Linked DNA regions of Homo sapiens: region 1 is linked to region 2. Evidence: read pairs that join two places in POLR2A ChIA-PET (ENCODE). Cell type or tissue: OCI-LY7. All regions are shown on one strand. Each heading gives the region's core, and the rest is flanking DNA. Links, peaks and the distances in the headings are about the cores only.

Region 1 (10,665 bases), core at 1,429-9,428, 200 kb before region 2:
ACTGTGCTCTGGTTTTTCCATTTGTGGTATGAAGGTGTTGAAGCAGGTGAGCCATAAGACCCCTTTTCTGAAAATGTGACTTTTCTGGACACAGTTGGGGGAGCAGCAGACCACGGCCAGCAGGCATGGGGATGACCTGAGGAACACCAAGAATGAGATCATGGAGCTCAACAGGATGACCCAGAGGCTGTGGGTGGAGATCGAGAGCATCAAGAAGCAGGTGGGGATGAGGAGGAAAAGAACATGACCAGGGCTGTGGGCTTATGCTTCCATCATGACACTCAGGCCTAGCACCTACGCAAAGCAAAATCATGCCCCCACTCACGTACACTAAGATTTCCTGGGTGATGTGCTGGGCTAGCGCTGAACTAAGATTGTTACGTGGATTTAGTTTCTGCTTCCCTGGAGCTTGAAGGTTGATATGGGATAGAAACTGAGTAAAGACATGATTAGGTGGTTGGAGAAAGAAGTTGACTGTTGAAGACTGAATTCGGGGAGTAGCCAAGGAAGCCCACATCTAGATGGGCTAAGGCAGAGAGAAGGTTTCTCTGATAATTCATGAAGACTTCCTGGAGGAGGGAAGTTTTCAGAAGATGCTCAGTTATTTCCCATAAAAAAGGAGAGAGGCACAGGAAGGGTCTGGCTCCTCCTGAGTTGGTATAGCCCCTTAAAGCCAGGTGTTTCTAATCCCACTCCCTGGTGTGCTAGGACCTAGATCCCAGCCCAGGCTTCTCTGCTGACCAGCTGCATAGCCTTTAACCCCTGTGCCTGGGGTTTCCTCACTTGCCCAACATCAGGTAACACACGTGCAAGCACCAAGCACACAGGACGGGCCGTCAGTGAATGACATTCGAATCTAAATTGGACTCCTGGCTCCCCACACTAAGAACGCCAAGCTGCAGATGACCATCGCTGATGCAGAGCAGCGCTAGGAGGTGGCCCTCAAGGACACCAATGCCAAGCTTCAGGACATCAAGTCTGGACTGCGGCAGGCCAAAGAGGACCTGGCCCTGCTGCTTTGTGCGTACCAGGCGCTGATGAATGCCAAGCTGGCCCTGGACGTGGAGATCGCCACCTACCGGACCCTCCTGGAGGGCGAGGAATGCAGGTGAGAGTCCGTCTGGTTCCCAGGAGGCCAGAGGCCTGGGGCTTTCCTGCCTGAGCGTGCTGCCAGGTGTGGGAGCTGTGCGTTCTGTGGGAGGTGGCGGTGGCCATTGGCAGGCACAGCCTCTTGTTCAGGGCTGGGAGATGCTGTCACACCAAGAAAGCTGTGCTTCCTATGCCATATGAACACGTTAGCGCCTTACCTGGAATAACGTCCTATGTTTTAGCTATACAGTGTATGTCTGCGAAGATGAAGGGTCATAGACATAAATGTTATTTCTAGACCATTTCTTTATTAATGCCTTAACTGCAAGTTTTTGAAGAGTGTGTTCCCGTACACTGGCACATGGGTATAGGGCTCTGTCCCATGTGGGTTCAAACAGCATTTGCTAAATGAAGAGTATCCTGAGGAGGTGGAGAGGATGGGTGGGTCCAGAAATGTTCTGTATCCTCTGGTCTGTATCCCTTTGGGAGATGTCAGTGGAAAGAGTAACACTTTAACCTTACCCAATAGAAAGAAGAATGTGTTTTATGATTTTCTGAGCACCCGTCCAGCTTATTTCTCACTCTCTACATCAATCAGGAGGGAATGGGGGTGGGGTGACCAAGGCTCTCCTTGCTGTTGACCTAAGGAAGGCCGTTTAAGGAGAGGGAGGAACTGAGCGAACTCTCTGGTTTTCCTCACAGGGTGTCTGGGAGGTGCCAGAGTTCCGTGATCCTAGGTGAGTATTGGGTTCTTTCTCCGGGAAGGGGCTGGAGGCCTCGGAATGCAGTTTCTCAAGCCATGTGCCAGCGCTGGTGCGAGGCCATCAGGCCTGCAGGCTGGAAGAGCTGTTGGTGGCTGTTTTGGAGGAACCAACCTCCCCTCCCCTCCTTGAAGCCTGTCCTCCCCACGCCTTGCCGGATCTCGGCGGGGCGTCACCCCGGGAAGACCTGCGGCTCGGGACTGTGGGAGGGGCTGGCGTGCCGGGCGGACACTGCCAGGCTCCCTGACCCCGACCGTCTTTGCAGAGACTGGCCACAGCAGCACTGGCGGCGGCTGCGCCCTGGGAGGAGGAGTCGGAGCCCGGGCCCGCGGCGGTAGCCGGGGCCGCAGCGGCTGGGGCTTGGGCGGGAGCTCCGCGGTGCTCGGGGGGCTTCTCTGGCTCCGGGACTCCTGCGCCGTCAGCCGGGGTGGCGGCGGCGGCGGCAGCAGCGCCGCCAGAGAGAACAAAGCTCCTCCTAGAGCTGGCGGTCCCGCCACAAATTCTGAACCCCGCGCCAGGGGCGTCCTCGGACCCCAGTCCCCTTCGCCCTCCGGCACGCCCCGCTCTGAGCTCCCCCGCACCCCCGCGGGGCCCCTTCCCTCCGCTGCTTCTGACCTGTGCCCCGGAGCCCCACCTTCCCAGACTGCTGGCATCGCAGCAGCCCGAAAGTTGCCGCGAAGGATGAGTAGGCGGTAAACCCTCAACGGCGGACTCGGCGGCTCATGCCTGTAATCCCGGCACTTTGGGAGGCGGAGGCGGGAGGGTCACTTGAGCCCAGGAGTTCGAGGCTGCATTGAGCTAGCATGGCACCACTGCACTCCAGCCTGGGCAAGTGAGCGAGACCCTATCTCTAAACAAACAAACAGAATCTGAAAAAACATCCACCCACACAAGGCAGTGGCCAGGAGCTGGGCCCCCATGTCACCACTTGTGCCCTGAAGGTGCCCTCACCCCCGCCAATGTCCCACTGCCTTATGGGACAGTTCCAATCGGCCCATTCCCCTCCCTGTAGGCAGGGCCTCCCCGGTCACCACTTCCTGCTGGTACTTTGATTTCCCGTCTTGGCTTCAAGAAAGGAATTCTCTGTTCTGTACAATCTTCGATAAAGTGCGTTGTGCTTCAGACATCATGGTAGAATTTTTATTCTGGTTTCCAGGTCATTGAGACTTTCTTTGTGGCCAGTGGGTCATTCACAGTCCCTTTCACACACACAGCTCTGGTCTGAGCTGGGAGGGGGACCCTGGGGAGGAAGTACTGAGAGTTCCCAGGCTGGAGGGGCAGGGCCTTTTCACCCAAGAGATACTATGGATGACATACATCAACCTTCCTAATTGTTCAGATTTGAATTCATAAACATTTCATTTTATTTGAAAAAAGTCGTAGGTTAGATTTCCTTGTTTTTCTAGTAATTCGAAATATGTATGAAATTATCCAGTAATCACAGCTAATTATAATCAAAGGAGTTGCTGGTAGTCAAACATTTTCAAAAGCAATTATAAAAATTCAAATGTTTTATGGCAAAAGTTATATATGCCAGGGATGTATGTTAACATGTTTGATATGATGTGGGGCGGAGCCTTCAAATATTGACAGTTATGAGAACAAAGAACTTCAAATGGTTTGGTAACAGGTCACCTCCACCCTCATCCCTACCCCTACCCCAGATGAGAGCACAGAATACAGGCAGATCCAGGAATACTTGGATAAAACAGAGGTTTGGTGCCGGATGTGGGGGCCCCTTGCAAATTAGGGCATGTGAGTGGGAGAAGTAAAACATAAGCAAACATGCAAAGGCATACGTGCATGGTGGCCTTCCTGGTAAAATGCTCACTAGTGTGGGGGACTGAGAAAGGTTGTCAGAGAAAGCAAGAAAGAGACAATTCTCCTTGATAACAGATCAGAGAAACTCTTAGCTAAGTACACAAAAAGCCAAGAGGGATAGCCAAAGGCTCACCACACTAGAAAAACAACACATAACTACAGCTTCAACAGAGAATGTTCCTGCTGTAGGGTGAAGCACTTATCTGGGATAGTCTAAATCAGAGAGCAGGAAGCCTGGGGACTGTCCACTGCAGTTTGCACTGGGAGGGGCTATGGCTTCACCTCTCAAAAACAAGCCCACTGTCCAAGGATTCTCTTTTCTCCACGCCCTCATTCTTTTTTTCTTTTTTATTATTATTATACTTTAAATTCTAGGGTACATGTGCACAATGTGCAGGTTTGTTACATGTGTATACATGTGCCATGTTGGTGTGCTGCACCCGTTAGCTCGTCATTTACATTAGGTATATCTCCTAATGCTATCCCTCCTCCCTCCCCCTACCACATGACAGGCCCTGGTGTGTGACGTTCCCCATCCTGTGTCCAAGTGTTCTCATTGTTCAATTCCCACCTATGAGTGAGAACACGTGGTGTTTGGTTTTCTGTCCTTGCAATAGTTTGCTGAGAATGATGGTTTCTAGCTTCATCCATGTCCCTACAAAGGACATGAACTCATCCTTTTTTATGGCTGCATAGTATTCCATGGTGTATATGTGCCACATTTTCTTAATCCAGTCTATCTTTGATGGACATTTGGGTTGGTTCCAAGTCTTTGCTATTATCTCCACGCCCTCACTCTTATCCTTTATCTTTTTGATATAGCCATCGTAACAGTTGTGAAGTAATGTCTCATCGTGGTTTTGATCTGCGTTTCTCTGATGGTTAGTGATGTTGAACACTTGTACACTGTGGGTGGGAAGGTAAGTTTGTACAGTACAGCCATGATGGAAAACAGTATGGAGGTTCCTCAAAACATTAAAAATGGAACTACCATATGACCCAGCAACTCCACGTCTGAGTATATATCCAAGGGAAATTAAATCACTATCTTGAAGAGATATCTGCACCTTCATGTTTACTGCAGTTTTATCCACAATAGCCAAGATATGAAATCAACCTAAGTGTCTGTTGATGGATAAATGGACAAAGAAAATGTAGAATATATACACAAAGGGATATTATTTAGCCATACAAAGGAGGAAATCTTGTCATTTGGAACAACATAGAAAAATGGAGGACATGATGCTAAGTGAAATAAGCCAGACATTGAAAGACAAATATTTTAGCTGGGCGTGGTGGCACATGCCTGTGATCCCAGCTACTTGGGAGGTTGAGGCATGAGAATCTCTCGAACCCGGGAGGTGGAGGTTGCAGTGAATATTTCAGCCTGGGCGACAGAGCCAAACCCTGCCCTGTCTCAAAAAAAAAAAAAAAAAAAAAAAGACAAATACCTTAGAATCTCACTATATGTGTAATCTAAGACAGTCAAACTCATAGAAATGGAGTTGAAGGGTGGTTGCCAGGAGTTGGAAGTAGGGGTGGGAGAAATGGGGAGATGTTGCTTAAAGGGTACAAAATTTCAGTTATTATGAAATTTTCTCTATGGTGAACAAATTCTCTAAATGAACAAGAAAAAGCAAACCCACATGTGCCTCCTAAGCAGTGAATGCAGCTTGGAGAGATTGCCCTTTAGCTTAATGACAGAGGAGATACTTTTGGCTTGTTTCAAACTCATCAATAAATTGCCATCTTCCTTTAAATAGATGATTAAAGAAAAGCTTGTCTGCATCTTTTATATGATTTACAATATATTACAGGGCCACAGTTTCCTGCTTATGGTGACTTTCTAATTTAAGGGAAGCTGGATGGAAAATGCAGTTTGGTTAATAGAAATTTACTTTTGTAATAATGTAATAATTGCTAAAGTAGATGATCTCTTGTTATTTGCCTGACATGTGCTGAGCTTTTTCTGAATTAACCCATCTAATCTTCACAGCCCTGTGAGGTAGGCAGTGTTATGGCCTCTGCTTCACAAAAGAGGAAATGAAAGCGCAGAGAGATGAATGAACTTATCCAAGGTCATGTAACTAGAAGGGATGGCACCAGGATTCAAACTCCAGAAGGCCTAACCTCAAAGCCCTCCTAAATTGCCCCATAAAGCAGAAGATAAGATAGTACAGCAAGAAACTCTCAGGCTTTGGAACCCAGCTGCTAGGTGTAATCTGGGCCCACTCCTTACCAGGAGTGTGTGACCTTGAGCCACCCTCCAGACCCCTCACCCAAAAGTCATCAGTAAAATGCAGTTGTGTGGATGGAATCATGTCATCTGTTTAATTCTTGGCACATTGTAAGAGCTCAATAAAAGGTCATTACTAATTATGGCCAGTGTTTCAGGAACCTGTCTATTCTTTAAATGAAGAGAATAATACACTGCAAATTCCTTATGGTTATAAAGCACTGTAATCTCTCCCATCATGGTCAAGTGAGACACGAACCTGGAATTGATGGCAGGTCTCATATTACCCTCAGGGACTTGGAATGCTGGTCCCACCCCACCACTAACTACCCCTGTAACCTTGAGACTGGCCCGTCCTCTTTGATCCAACATATAGAAGCATTCTCTGCCCAGACAGCACCATTCCTCCGCTGGGACCTCACTGTTTCTTTTGGAATTCAATCCAAGTCTAACCTGTAGCCTTATTTTCCTTTGGGGCCACACCTGCCTAGCTGCTCCCTTTGCTTCAGAGACAAAAGAGTTGCCAGGCTGAGGCACAAGAATCACTTGAACCCGGGAGGTGGAGGTTGCAGTGAGCATTTCAGCCTGGGTGAATTATAAACAAATAAATGGTTGTATAAATAAATAAATAAATGATTGTATAAATAGTCATGACTTCCAGTATGTTGGATGGAAGAGCTTTGACACGCTTGGCACAATATTGTCTCTGGACCTTTGCCGTGGGAATTTGCAAGCTGCCCTTAGTGAGGCCTCTAGACAATATCCAGGCCCAAAAGCACCTATTGGGTTTGCCGAGAAGGAAGGAGACTGCCCGATTCTTATGCTCTAGGCAGACACTGAGATTCTAGTTAAAGGGATGTCAAAGTGGTGTCCAGGCTAGTTTTGGGCCTCAGTAGGAGCTTAAGGCCCTAGGTGTTGCCCCAAACACACACCCCAACCCAGAAATCAGAGGATTCACCAGGGATGTTCCTGTGTGCCTGGCACCACCTTCTCATGCCTGCGTGCAGGCTTGTTAGAGATTGAAGGTGGAACGCCCCATATAGTCATCTCTCCCAGGCTGCAGGAGCACAGAGGCACCTGGGAATTTCACATAGGCCTCCTTATTCTTTCTGAATTCGGGGGAGGGTAGCCAAGTTCTCATTCTATCTGCACCACCAACTTTTTTGGGTAACTTTGGCCAAGTCCCTGTCTTTGTACCCATTTCTTCCTTGTAAAATGAAGGACTGGGCTGATACCGTCCATCATATGTTTGGCTGTGATGCTGTTACGCAGGAAGAAGAGTGGGCCAAGGGTGGGGAAGCCAAGTCTAGCAGCTTCTATTCAGCTCCAATAGGTTTCTCTCCGATATGTGTCACATCACTGCCTCCCCTGTGCTGACGACAGGTCAAAAGGCTCTCATTTCAAGGAGGTTAAAGGCCCCCATTCCTAGACCGGGGCTGCAGCTCTCCACTCTCTTCTTGGTGGGGACTGGTGAGTGAGAGTCTCTCTCCCTTCCTTTTTCCAGCCCCACGCCCCTGACACACCTCTGTGATATCCACCTCCAGACCCTGGGAAATGTAGGGTGAGGTGGGGGATAGAGCTTTGGGAGCTGCTCCTGCTGGTCATGCCAGCAGCTCTTCTGAACCCTGCTTCCCGCTGCTGTCTGGAACTGTGATCCAGGTGGCTGATAGTTGCTCTGGGCCTCACCTTCTTGGCAGCCCTGGGTTTCAGTAACTGGGAGATGGGCTGGGTGAGCTGCAGCCTTCAACTAACTTCCCACTTTCCTTTTAAGGTGGCAGGTGGGGAGAGGAGGAAGCGGGCACATCTCTCTCCAACGACCCCATCTCTTCTGCAATACATGTAGGTTCTGAAGTGGGAATGCGCGGGTTCAAATCTCCATTCCACTATTTTCATTAGTGTATTCTTTGACAAGATTCTCTTTCCAAGTCTCACTTTCTCCATTTGCAAAATGAACATAGTAAGAATATCTTCCTTATGATGTTGGTATTTAGATTTCACGAGACCTTCCATGTTATAGACAGCACAGTGCATGGTCCATGGAAATCACCTGGTGAAGTTCACTATTATGATAATGATTGTTACTCCTATCTGTGTCCTTAGACTGAATGGAATCTAAAGAGGCTGTTTCATTTGTCCTGTTTCCTCCAGGTCAGTGGTCTCCAAACTTGCTGCACATTAAAACCACCTTTTAAAAATTCTAAAGTCCAGACCATAGCCCCAGACCAATTAAACTCTACTCCTTAGGTGTGGGCCCAGGCACCAGCGATTTTGAAGCTTTCTAGGTGATTCCAGTGTGAGCCAGTTTAGAAACCGCTGCTCTCTGCAGTCTAACCAGCTGAGGAGTTTCTTTTAGGGGTAGTGATTCGTCCTAGGAACATTATTTACCCACTAATATTGATCTGAGTTGAAACACTTCCTTTGAGACAAGCAAAATCTCTCGTGCTTCACTTTAAGTCATTTTTTTTTCTTCTGAGGAAGTAGAGCATAGCTATCACCCTCCACCAAAAGCTCAGTTAGTGGGTGTGTCCCTCCTCCCCTCCCAAGCCCTTCAAGGGATGACAACAGCCCAGCAGGGGCCATCAGCTGACGGGAGGTAGATGACAATGTTGGCATTGAATGCTGAAAGCTGATCATAGACAGAGATCAAAGAAGCTTCCTAAACTCTGCTGTCCGGGACTTCCTTTTTTATGTTATCACAATGGAATATTTTCACATTCAGCATGACAGTATATAGAAACCTGGGCGAGTGCTGAACAAATTCCACTCAAAGACATTGCTGGAGCCCTCTGTGACCGAAGCCAAACTCAGGCCTCAGGGTTTCCCAGTTGCTCCCTCGAGGCAAGGGGGCCTCTTCATGGCTCCCCCATCCCACCCCCTCACATGCCCGTTCCTTTCTCTAGGCCTTGGCACGAGCAGTTTCTCTGGTCCTTCCCAGTCCCAGTCCCTACAACAGAGCACCCTCTCACTGGCCTACAGTACATCCTTCGAGGTTAGCTTGAGCTTGCCTTTGCTTCTGTGAAGCCTTTTCCAGCTGCCTGTCTTTCTAAAAACTCTCATCGCATTCATAGGTCTCAATGCTGTAGCCACAGCCACACAATAACACCTCTCGTAAGAGCAAGCCTTTTAAAATATTTGTTGTCTTCAAGTGCTCTATTTAAGGGTCAGATGAATAGCGTTCAGGGAACTCAGTGATTAGTTCAATCATAAAACTGGTACATGGGGGGAGCTGGGCTTTAACTCCAGGGGCACTTAATTGTGGGGCCCAAGCTCTTGGTTCTCTAAGCTGTCCACGTCTCTTTACTTTAGCTCAGTCATGAAGGCCTTTGTTATTGGCCCACTCTGCCCAGCAGTTGCAGGAAGAAAGGGGCTCCTGGTCCATGAAGTCTTGTCCCAACAGCAAGGAGCTTCCTGTTTGTTTAGGTGGCAGTAGAGACAGATGCGAAGGGGTTAATTATGTGTATTCTTCATGAGGAGGAGGTGGGGTTGAAAGTGAGTGGTGCAGCCGGAGAGAGAGGTGGGTTCACAGGGAGGGGTTGGGGAACAGAACCTCACTTGTGTGACTCCTTGGGGCTTGCAAAGTGCTCTTCCATATTTGTTCATAGCCATTCATTACTATCACTCTACAAAGCTGTTATTTTATATATATATATATTTTGAGACAGAGTCTCCCTCTGTTGCCCAGGCTGGAGCACAGTGGCGCCATCTCGGCTCACTGCAACCCCTACCTCCCAGGTTCAAGCGATTCTCCTGCCTCAGCCTCCGAAGTAGCTGGGATTATATATTTTTGTGTTTTTAGTAGAGACGAGGTTTCACTATGTTGGCCAGGCTGGTCTCAAAACTCCTGACCTCAGGTGAGCCACCCACCTCTGCCTCCAAAAGTGCTGGGATTACAGGTGTGAGCCACTGTGCCCGCCTGGTTACTATTTTCTTTATTTTAGAGGTCAGGAAACTGAGGTTCAAGGAGTCAAGTGTCCCAGCCATGGGGCTAGGAGGGGGCGGAGCCAGGAGTCAGAGCTGGGTTTCAAGATGCCCAACTCAAGGATCTGTTCGCCACACCACTGCTGTTTCCTGTCTGGTACTTACTGTCCCTTCTCCTATCAGCCCCCATTTTCTCAGCCAGACCCCTACTTCTTCCCCCTGCTCTGTTCTTTCTGCCTCTCCTCTGATATCTGACTCAGAATCCTGGTCTTCAGGCAGCTTTCTCACATGAACCCACCCCTTTCCCTAGCTTCACCTCTCTTTCCTTCCTCTGCTTCTACTGGTTCTCTCCTTGTCACTCTGTGCTGGAGGCTAGGCCCTGGCTTCCCTCTCTTACCTTAGGGTTAGGAGTATGGCTGTGTGGACCATAGGTGCCTAGGACTAGGGTGACCAACTGTTCTGATTTGCCCAGGTATATCTTGGTTTAAGTACTGAAAATCCTAGGCAAAGCAGGACAGCTGTCATCCCACCAGGATCTGTGAGCAGCTATTTCTGCTTGTTTAGTGATTCCAGTGCTCTGCTTTTTTCTCCCCACATGACTTATATATAGCTTTGAATCCTTGAGAAATAGACACTTTGGTTCCTTAAGTGTCTGAGAGGCTCTAGGTTCCTTAAGTGTCTGAGGCTCTAGACACAACCAGCAAGCAGCAGAGCTTCTGCCTATAAATTTCAGGCTCATTGTCTCCTCTATCACACAGTGTCTCCTGGATGACCCACTGAACAGATACCATGTACGGAATGCAGAGGTTCATGAGAAGAGGGTGTGGAAGCTTGGAATTG
Region 2 (10,665 bases), core at 852-8,851:
TTAGTAGAGACGGGGTTTCTCCATGTTGGTCAGGCTGGTCTCAAATTACTGACCTCAGGTGATCCACCTGCCGTGGGCTCCCAAAGTGCTGGGATTACAGGCGTGAGCCACCGCGCCTGGCTGCCATCTGTTTTTAGGAGCGTGGCTTCAGCATGCCACGTAGTAACTGCTCTTCTTCCACATGAGTGACCACCAGAAGGGACCACATATCAGTCTTTTCCCTGAAAACTCCGTAGAATGAGGGCCGGCACCCGCTTGAGACACACAACCAGTAGTCACGGGGTAAGAGCCATTCCCCTTAGCTTAGCATCAGTCCCAGTTTATGCTGGAATCAAGAAATACAATTCAATACGGTATATACAGACAGGTCTGGGCTGAGGAACACGATTCAGGGCCTCCCTAAGAGGGCCCCCAATCCCATACTCCTGTCCTTAAATCCCAGTTTTTGAAACTTCTGACTTGGGTCAATTAAATCTGTAACAGAGGCTCAGCAGAACTCAGCAAATGCAGCCCAAAGCAACACAGCTCAAAGGGCAAGTTTGCCAGCAGGCAGCAACACAACTCAAAGAGCCCCCTAGTCAGCACACAGCAACCCAGAGCAAGACAGCAGAGCCAGACTGGAAGCCAAAGCAAGAAAGAAAAGACTCCGGTGGAAGCAGTCATCATCTAGACATCTAGCAGGCTCACAGTGCTGATTGTCATGACCACCTTCCAGAGGCAAGATGGACAGCCACACAAAATTTCGTTTAGCTGTTGAGACTGATGACATCACACACACACACACACACACACACACACACACACACACACCACACACTCCAAGAGGGGGTGAACGGATATTTAACTCAAATAATAAGGCTTTCTGAGGAAAGCAAGGCAGGACTTCCAAGCTGGTCCAAAAGTGGCTTGAGTGAGCAGGGTTTTTTATAGCATCAGGTTTTTTATGGTAATTAGGGGTGGGGCCTGCATGTGGTTTGAAGTTGGAAGTTGCTATCACTGCCAAAGGAAGGAACACCTCGGTTTTCATATCAGTTTTTCCAGATAATGAGCATAATAGGAAAGGGAGGCAAGGGGCTTGCTTAGAAGTTGTCAGCAGTCAAGCATCAGTGCAGTCAAGATGGTTTAATGTTTAAAAAATCATGTAATATACAAAATGAATAGAATAAAGGGAGATAAATCAAATGGCCGCCCAAAAAAACAAAAAATATTATACTTAATAGTAAATGAAACTTTTCCATTGAACAAAAAGGGGGTAAGGATAACTATTATCACAATGATTACTCAACTTTATACTGGAGATCTTAGCCATTGCAATAAGGCAAGACAAAGAAATAAGCATCTTCTGGATCAGAAGAAAAGCAAACTGCAGGCGATCACATATGACATAATTGTATATATAGAAAATTAAAATAATCTACAAACTACTAGAATTAATAAGTGAATGTATCAAGGTCACCAGAAAATCAATATACAAATATCAATTATACTTTTGTACACTAGAAAACAACAGTTAGAAAACAAAATTTGAAAGATATTTTTAGTAGCATAAAAAATCTAATACCTAGAAATAAACTTAACCAAAGATGTGTAAGACAAAAAACTAAAATGATCCTTTTGAAAATATTAAAGAAGACCTAATAAACAAAGGTATATGATATCTTCATGGATTGGAAAACTTAATATTGTAAATACATCAATTTCTCCAAATTGAACTATGGGTTTAATGCAATTTCAATCAAATTTTCACAGATTTTTTGTGGAAATTGATAAATCTATTCTAAAATTTGTGTTGAAATGCTATGATTTGAATGTATTGCCTCCAAAATTTGGATGTTGCCAATGTAATGATATTTAGAAATGGGGACTTTCAGAGTTCAGAAGCTTCACACAGGATTCAGTTAGGTTGCTCTTCTACTCTTCTGCCAGTTGAGGAGATAGCATTCCTCCCCTCCAAAGAATGTAGCCCCCATTAGACAACCAAACCTGTCAGTATCTTGATCCTGGACTTCCCAGCCTCCGGAACTGTGAGAAATAAATTTTTGGTTTTTTAAACTACCCAGACTCAGCTATTCCATTATAGCAGCACAAAATGAACTAAGACAGGAAATGAAAAGGAGCTAAAATAGTCAAAACAACCCTAAAAAAGAAGAACAGCTTTTACACTGTTGGTGGGAATGTAAATTAGTTCAACCATTGTGGAAGACAGTGTGATGAGTCTTCAAAATCTAGAACCAAAAATACCATTTGACCCAGGAATCCCATTACTGGGTATATACCCAAAGGAATAGAAATTATTCTATTATAAAGATACATGCATGTGTATGTTTACTGCAGCACTATTCACAATAGCAAAGACATGAAACCAACACAAATGCCCATCAATGATAGACTGGAAAAAGAAAATGTGATACGTATACACCACAGAATACTATGGAGCCATAAAAAGAAACGAAATCATGTCCTTTGCAGGGACATGGATGGAGCTGGAAGCCATTATCCTTAGCAAACTAATGCACGAACAGAAAACCAAACACCACATGTTCCCACTTATAAGTGGGAGCTGAACAGTGAGAACACATGGAGACAGGGAGGGGAACAACACATGCTGGGGCCTATCAAAGGGGTTGGGGGAAGGGAGAGCATCAGGATAAACAGCTAATGCATGCGGGGCTTAAAACCTAGGTGATGGGTTGATAGATGCAGTAAACCACCACGGCACATGTTTACTTATGTAACAAACTGGCAGATCCTGCACATGTATCCCGGAACTTAGTATCAAATTAAATTTTAAAAAATGATGAATAAAGTTGGAAGACTTATAGTTCCAGATACTGAAACTTATTATAAAGTTGTAGTAATTAAGAAAGTATGGTGCTGGGGAAATGATTGACAAATGGACCTATGAGATAGTATATAGAATCTAGAAGCAAACTACATATTGACTCAATTGATTTACAACAAAGGTACTATTACAGTGCAATAGAAAAAGGATAGTCTTTTCAATAAATGGTGCAAGGTTAGTTGGCTGTCTATATGGGAAAAATGTATTACGATTTCTACTTCATCCCATAGATAAAAATCATTTTCAGTTGTATTATAGTCCTGTATGTGAAAGGTAAAACAATAATTCATTCAGAAGAAAACAGAAGATATCTTTATGGAGTGAGGATAGGCAAAAATTTCTTAAATGGGATAGAAAAAAGCTTACCTTAAAAAATTGATAAACTTTGTTCATAAAACAACATGAAGAGAGCAAAACAGTAAGCCACAACCCCGCAAAATTTTGAATATATATAAATATTATATATATACATAATTTTTATATATATGTGAAATTGTATTCAGAATATACAAAGAACTACAAAACAGTACCCACAACAGCATTCTTCTCACAAAGGACATTCACAAAGATAAGTAATATGCTAAGCCATAAAACAGTCTCAATACACTTCAAAATATTGAAAACATACTGACTATGTTCCACGATCATGGCATATTAAATTAGAAAGCAGTAATGAAATATATCTCAACAATTCAAAAATATTTAGAAACTGAACAAGACTTCTAAGCAACCTATGGGTTAGTTAATGCGGATGATTTGGAGGAAGGGTCTTAAGCTTGGTCCTTGTCTATTGTCTGCCCCTTACAGGAGAAATCCAAAGCAGTAGCCCAGTAAACAACCTGTGCCCTTGTCTGTGATTCCATATAAAGGCAGGATGACTTCATAGGCAGGGTTGCCAGATTTAGCAAACAAAAATACAGGATGTGCCGTTCAGATTGAATTTCAGAGAAACAATAAATAATTTTTTTTAGTATAAGTATGTTCCATGCAACATGTGGAACATACTTACTGTATATTTTTTGTTGTTTATCTGAAATTTAAATTTAACTGGGCATTCTCTATTTTGTCTGAACAACCCTATTCACAAGTGACTGGGATGGCAATGCCTGCTCCAAGTCTCAAGCCAACTGGCATCTAGTTGGTCTCTCAGATCTGGGTAAGGGTCTGGCCTTTACTCGAGGCTGGCGAGGTATCCTGCCAGTAGCCTGCTGTCCTGGAGCTTTTCAGCTGGGGAAAGAGAACAGACTTTGCCTGGCACACCGGGAACTTGTCCTAACAGCTTTTGGGGCTTATACAACATTGGTGATCGTCCACCCAGAGTGTCCTCCAGAATCACTGACTGACAGAGTAGGGTGTGGAGCATGGTGAGTTGTCGGTGTGGAGAGGGGCAGTTCCTCAAAGATGAGGAATGTTTGTGGGATGAGAATGTTTCTAAACCAGCACATGGTCAGCAAGGCAATCTAACAGAAAGTTCATATTCTCAATCTCCTTTATTCAACAGAACAAAAGAAGGCAAAGAGAGCAAAGAAAAGCAGTGCAGAAATGCAGACTGCATCAGAAGGTACATCACACACCATTCAGGGACACTGCAAGGGAAGATAAGGACAACTTATTTGTCAGATGGGAACTCCTGAGTGTAGTTATGATGGGCAGGACTGTTGGGAATTGAAGAGAGGACTGCTCCTCTGCAGCTGGACCCAGATTGAGCTTCAGCTTTTAGTGGGTGGCATATGTCATTTTCATCTCAGAATTACAGCAGACTCATGTATCTGTAATAAGATGGAAGCATGAGAAGGATGTTTGCATGTCTGTGTGATAATGACCGTTGATCTTTTGATGGTGATCAATGGGAGCTCAGTGGAACAGGTATCAGCACAGAGGGGAAACAAAGGGTAGAAAACCTCAGCTCTGATTTAAAGAGCAAGAGAGACTAGAGGGACTTTTAGTTTGGGGTCTGGCACTTCAGGAGGTTGAAAGTCATCACTACATTCTAACAAAAAGTAAAAAATGGAAAAAATGAAAAGCAACAACTCTTCTTCATCTGTCAGAGAACTAAGATTACAGGGCAAACCACTGCCTTCCAACTGGAGAGTTAAAGAAGCAATTACAGAGAATCCCAACTTACCAGAGTAGTAACCCATGAGCAGAAATCTCCACAGGAACCAGTATTTGGGTAGAAAACCCTGAGCCATAATTGGTAAATTGCCGGAGGCTCCGTGTGGATAAGTTTGAGTGTTGAGAATTCCAGGGGAGCCCACTCTTAGAGAAGCATACTTAGTTTTACTCCAGGGGCTCCACCAGGTCCTCACAGAGAAAATGTGAGAAGAATCTCATGCTTCCAGTAGGGGGAGCAGACAAAGAACCATTTTGAAATAGACAGAGCATTCTGTTCTTAAGGCAGTCTGCCGTCAGGAACAACTATTTAACCACAGGCAGCCCTGCTGAGGTTTTATCAGAGCCTGGTCTAGCTGGAGAAAGGGAAATACCCAACCCCAGCTCCCTCCAGCTATGCTGACCCTACTTAAAGAGGTGAAAAAAGCCTCAGAAGCACTTGTGAAGTTCACAGCCAAGGGGCGCAGGCTCACTAAAAGACTGAGACCTAATTCTACTCATAGGTCTATAGAATACCTCCCCTCACCTCATACCTCATCACTACATTACTAAAGCTTATTTATCAGTTTCTTCCATCCATTTTCAACAAAAAAATTACAAAGCATACTTCAAGGTAGAAAACAGTTTGAAAAGACAGAGCAAGTACCAGAACCACACTCAGATATGGCAGGGATATTGGAATTATTAGATCGGGAATTTAAAACAACCATGATTAACAAGCTAAGAGCACAAATGAACAAGGTACACAACATGCAAGAACAGATGGGTAATGAAAGCAGATAGACAGAAATTCTAATAATAAAAAATAAATGCTAGAGATAAAAAACATTATAACAGAAATGACGAACGCCTTTTGTGGGCTCATTAGTAGACTAGACACAGCTGACATTAGAATCTGAGCTTGAGGGTATGTCAATAGAACTGTTTTTTCAGTTCTTTCTCAACTGAAAAGCAAAAATAAAAAAAGACTGAGAAAAGAAGAACAGAATATGCAAGAACTGTGGGGGAAACTATGAAAGATGTAACTTGTGTAAAAGGAATACTAGAACAAGAAATAGAGAAAGCAACATAATAAATATTGGAGAAAGTAATGACTGAGAATTTCCAAAAATTAGTGTCAGACATAAAAAAATACCTGTGTATATTATATTCAAACTGTAGAAAATGAAAGATAACAAAAATCCTGAAAGAAGCCATGGTTGGGGGGGAAACAACTTATCTATAGTGGAACAAAGATAAGAATTAAATCTCACTTCCTCACAGAAACCTTGCAAGCAAGAAAAGACTGGAGTAAAATATTTACTGTTGGGTGAGAAAACAGCAACACGGAATTCTATATCTTGCTAAATTATCCTTCAAAAATGAAGAAAAAATAAAGACTTTCTCAAGACAAACAAAAATGAAGAGAATATGTTGCCAGTAGTCCTGCCTTGCAAGAAATGTTAAAAGAAGCTCTTCACCAAGAAGGAAAATTATATAGGTCAGAAACTCGGATCTACATAAAGAAAGGAAAAGCATTAGAGAAGAAATAAGATCTAACAGATAAATGTTCGTTCAAAATAATAATAGCAACAATGTCTTCAATGTTTATACTTTATGTGTAAGTGAAATGAATGACAGCATTGATACAAAGGATGCGAGGGAGGAATTAGCGATACGGTCACCCCTTGGTATATGCCAGGGATTGATTCCAAGACCCTGCACATATACCAAAATCCTGGCATACGCAAGTCCCACTGTCAGCCCTGTAGGATCCTCTACATGAAAAGAAAAGTTGGCCCTTCATAATACTTGGATATTGCATCTTGTGAATTCTACATATATGTGGATCCATGCAGTTCAAACCCATGTTGTTCAAGGGTCAACTGTACTTGGTTATTTCAAAGAACTTGCAATACCCATGAAGCAGTATAGTGTTATTTGAAAGTAGACTTGGATTAGTTGTAAATGTATATTGCAAACTCTAGGGCAACCACTGAAAGAAGTAAAAAAAAAAAAAAAAAGTATAACCGATATACTAAAAAGGAGAGAAAATGGAATCATAAAATGCTCAGTTAAAACCACAAAAGATGAAAAAAGAGTGGGAGACAAAAAAGGAACGAAAAACAAGAGCAATAACTAGAAAACAGTAAGAAATATGGTAGATATTAATCCAACTATATCAATAATAACTTTAAATGGTGATGGTCTAAATGCACCAGCTTAAAGATAGAGATTGTTAGAATGGATCAAAAAACAAAACCCAACAGTATGCTGTCTAAAACAAACCCATTTTTAAATATAAAGACATATATGATTAAAAGTAAAGGGATGGAGAAAAGACATACCATGCTAATGCTAATTAAAAGAAAGCTGAAGTAGCTGTATTAATTTGGGACAGGACAGACTTCATAGCAAGGAAAATTATCAGTAAGAAAGAGGGGCATTACCTAATGATAAAGGTGTCAATAATAATCCTTAATTCCAAGATATAACTATCCGTAATATGTACGTGCTTAACAACAGAGCATCAAAATATGTGAGGCAAAAACCAATGGAATAATGGGGTAGAGAAACAGAGGAATCCACTATTCTAATCAGAGACTTCAACACTATTTTATATTAGAAAATATTTATATTGATTTTTTATTAGAAAATGAGTAAGGACATAGTTGAACTCAAAAACACCATCAATCACCTCAATATAATTGACACCTTTAGAACACTTCACCAAACAAGAGCAGAATACACATTCTTCTCAAGCTCACATAGAACATTCACACTGTGGCCATAAAACATACCTTAAAATTTTTTAAAAAATATAAATCATACAATGTATGCTCTCAGACCACAATAGAAGTAAGCTAGAAATCAATAACAGAAAGATAGTTTAAAAATCCCCAAATACGGCCAGGCATGTTGGCTCATGCCTGTAATTCCAGCACTTTGGGAGGCTGAGATGGGCAGATCACCAGATCAGGAGTGAGAGACCAGCCTGACCAACATGGTGAAACCCCATCTCTACTAAAAACACAAAAATTAGCTGCACGTGGTGGCACATGCCTGTAATCCCAGCTACTCAGGAGGCTGAGGCAGGAGAATTGCTTGAACCTAGGAGGCAGAGGTTGCAGTGAACCGAGATCACGCCACTGCACTCCAGCCTGGGCAACAGAGTGAGACCATCTCAAAAAAAAAAAAAAAATCCCCAAATACATGGAGATTAAACAACAAACTTCTGAATAACACATGGGTCAAGGAAGAAATCTGAACATACATTTTTAAATATTTTGAACTAAATAAAAATGAAAATATGACACCAAAATTTATGGGATGCAACAAAAATAGAGTTTAGAGAGAAATTTATATTGAATGCATGTATTCCACCTTAGAAACCTAGAAAAAAAGAAGGAAATTAAATTCAAAATAAGTAGAAGAAAAAAGTAATACAGATTAGAGCAGAAATAAATGAAATTAAAAGCAGGAAATTAATAGAGAAAATTAATGGAACCAAAAATGATTTCTTTGAAAAGACCAGTAAAATTGATAAGCTTCTAGCCAGGCTAAGAAAACAATAGAAAGGACACAAAGTTACTAATATCAGAAATGAATAAATCGACATCACTATATATTCCATGGGGATTGAAAGGGTAATGAAGAAATATTATAAACAACTCTACATCCTCAAATATGATAACCTAAATTAAATGAACCAATTTTTTGAAAGACATGATCTGCTAAAATTCACACAAGAAAAAATAGACTAAAGAAATTGAACCAATAGTAAATAACTTTCCAAAAGTTATTTATTTACCCATCCAGGCCTGGATGGGTTCACAGGTGGATTCTACCAAACATTGACAGGAGAAATTGTACCAATTCTCTATAATCTCTTTCCAAAGATAGGAACACAGAGAACATTTTCTGACTCATTCTATGAAGCCAGCATCACCTTAATACCAAAACAAGACAAAGATATTGCAAGAACAGAAAACTGTAGAGCATTATCTCTCATAAGCATAGCTGTAAAAATCCCCTATAAAATATTAGCAAATCAAATCCAACAATGCATAAAAAGAATTATAAAAGAATTATACACCATGACCAAGTGACATTTATTCCACGTATGACAGACTGGTTCAACATTTGAACATCAGTTAATGTAATCAATCACAACAATAGGCCGTAGAAAAAAAAACACATGATTATATCAATAGGTGTATTGTGAAAAACAATTTCACAAAATCCAACACCATTTATAATGCAAACTCTTAGTAAGCTTGGAGGAGAGGGGAAATTTTACAACTTGATAAAGAACATTTACAGAAAACCTGTGCTAAGATTATACTTAATGGTGAGAAACTAGAAGCTTTCCTGCTAAGATCAGGAACAAGGCAAGGATTTCCCCTCTCATCACTACTTTTCAAAATAACTGGAAGTCCTAGTTAATGAAATAAGACAAGAAAAGGAAATGAAAGTTATACAAATTGGGTGGGAACAAATAAAACTTTGATCACATGACATAACTGTCTATGTAGAAAAAAAGATGCAATGAAAAACTACCCAAACTTACAAGTGATTATAGCAAAGTTGCATGATACAAGGCTAATATAAAAAGTCAATCACTTTCCAATGTACTAGCAAAGAACAATAGGAATTTGAAATAAAAAACATGATACTACGTATATTAGCACCTCCAAAAATGAAATAGTTGGTATAAATCTAACAAAATATATACATATCTACATAAGGAAAACTACAAGCTCTGATGAAAGACATCAAAGAACCAAATAAATTGAGAGATATTGCACGTTCATGGATAAGAAGATTCAATATTGTCAAGATGTCAGTTCTTCCCAACTTGATCTACAGATTCAATGCAATCCCAATCAAAATCTCAGCAAGTTATTTTCTGTAGACCAAAAAATGGATTCTAAAGTTTTATGAAGAAGCAAAAGATCTAAAATGGCCCAACAAAATATTGAAGAACAAAGTCAGAGTACTGTCAATACTTAACTTCAAGACTTACAATGAACTACAGTAATAAAGGCCATGTTGTGTTGGTGAACGAGTTGACAAATAGGTCAATGGAACATGATAGGAAGGCCAGAACTAGACCCACACAAATATAGTTAACTGGTCCTTGACAAAGAAACAACAGCAATATGAGGGAGCAAAGACAAATGCTATTGAAATAATTGAATACCCCACATGCAAATGAATCTCAACACAAACTTTACACTTTCCACAAAATTAACTCAAAATGGATCATAGCCCTAAATGTAAAATGCAAAGCTATGAAACTCCTAGAAGATAACATAGGAGAAAACCTAGATGACCTTGGGTATGGTGATGACTTTTAAGATACAACACCAAAGCCATGATCCATGAAAGGAATAATTGATAAGCTGGACCTCATTAAAATTAAAATCTGCTCTGCAAAACACACTGCCAAAATGAGAAGGCAAGCCACAGACTGGAAGAAAATATTAGCAAAAGACATATCTGATAAAGGACTCTTATTCAAACTACAATGTATTAGATAACTCTTAAAATTAACGGTAAGAAACGACCTGATTATAAAATGGACCAAATTCTTTAACAGACACATCACCAATGAAGATAATACAAATAGTAAGTAAGCATATGAAAGATTTTCAACATCATAGGTCATCAGAGAAATACAAATTAAAACAATAATGAAGTATCACAACATGCCTATTAGAATAGCCAAA

The links. ChIA-PET counts read pairs that join two places held together with the same protein. Peaks named below come from ENCODE experiments on the same cell type or tissue, not always from the same donor. Only the 100,000 strongest peaks of a DNase experiment are listed, where the experiment ranks them.
Region 1: POLR2A ChIA-PET joins it to region 2 with 10 read pairs; 2 of 35 experiments call an interaction of 5 or more read pairs at or near these places.

Annotation. Positions count from the first base shown.
Region 1 is chr12:52,706,020-52,716,684 of GRCh38, reverse strand. It overlaps the pseudogene KRT126P. Among named protein-coding and RNA genes, the nearest start is that of KRT77, 7.8 kb to the right of the region's middle. In OCI-LY7, for the core only: no CTCF peak of the experiment used is centred there; a DNase peak (open chromatin) is centred at 5,704.
Region 2 is chr12:52,501,826-52,512,490 of GRCh38, reverse strand. No RefSeq gene overlaps it. Among named protein-coding and RNA genes, the nearest start is that of KRT5, 13 kb to the left of the region's middle. In OCI-LY7, for the core only: a CTCF peak has its summit at 5,183 (motif pointing right); a DNase peak (open chromatin) is centred at 5,180.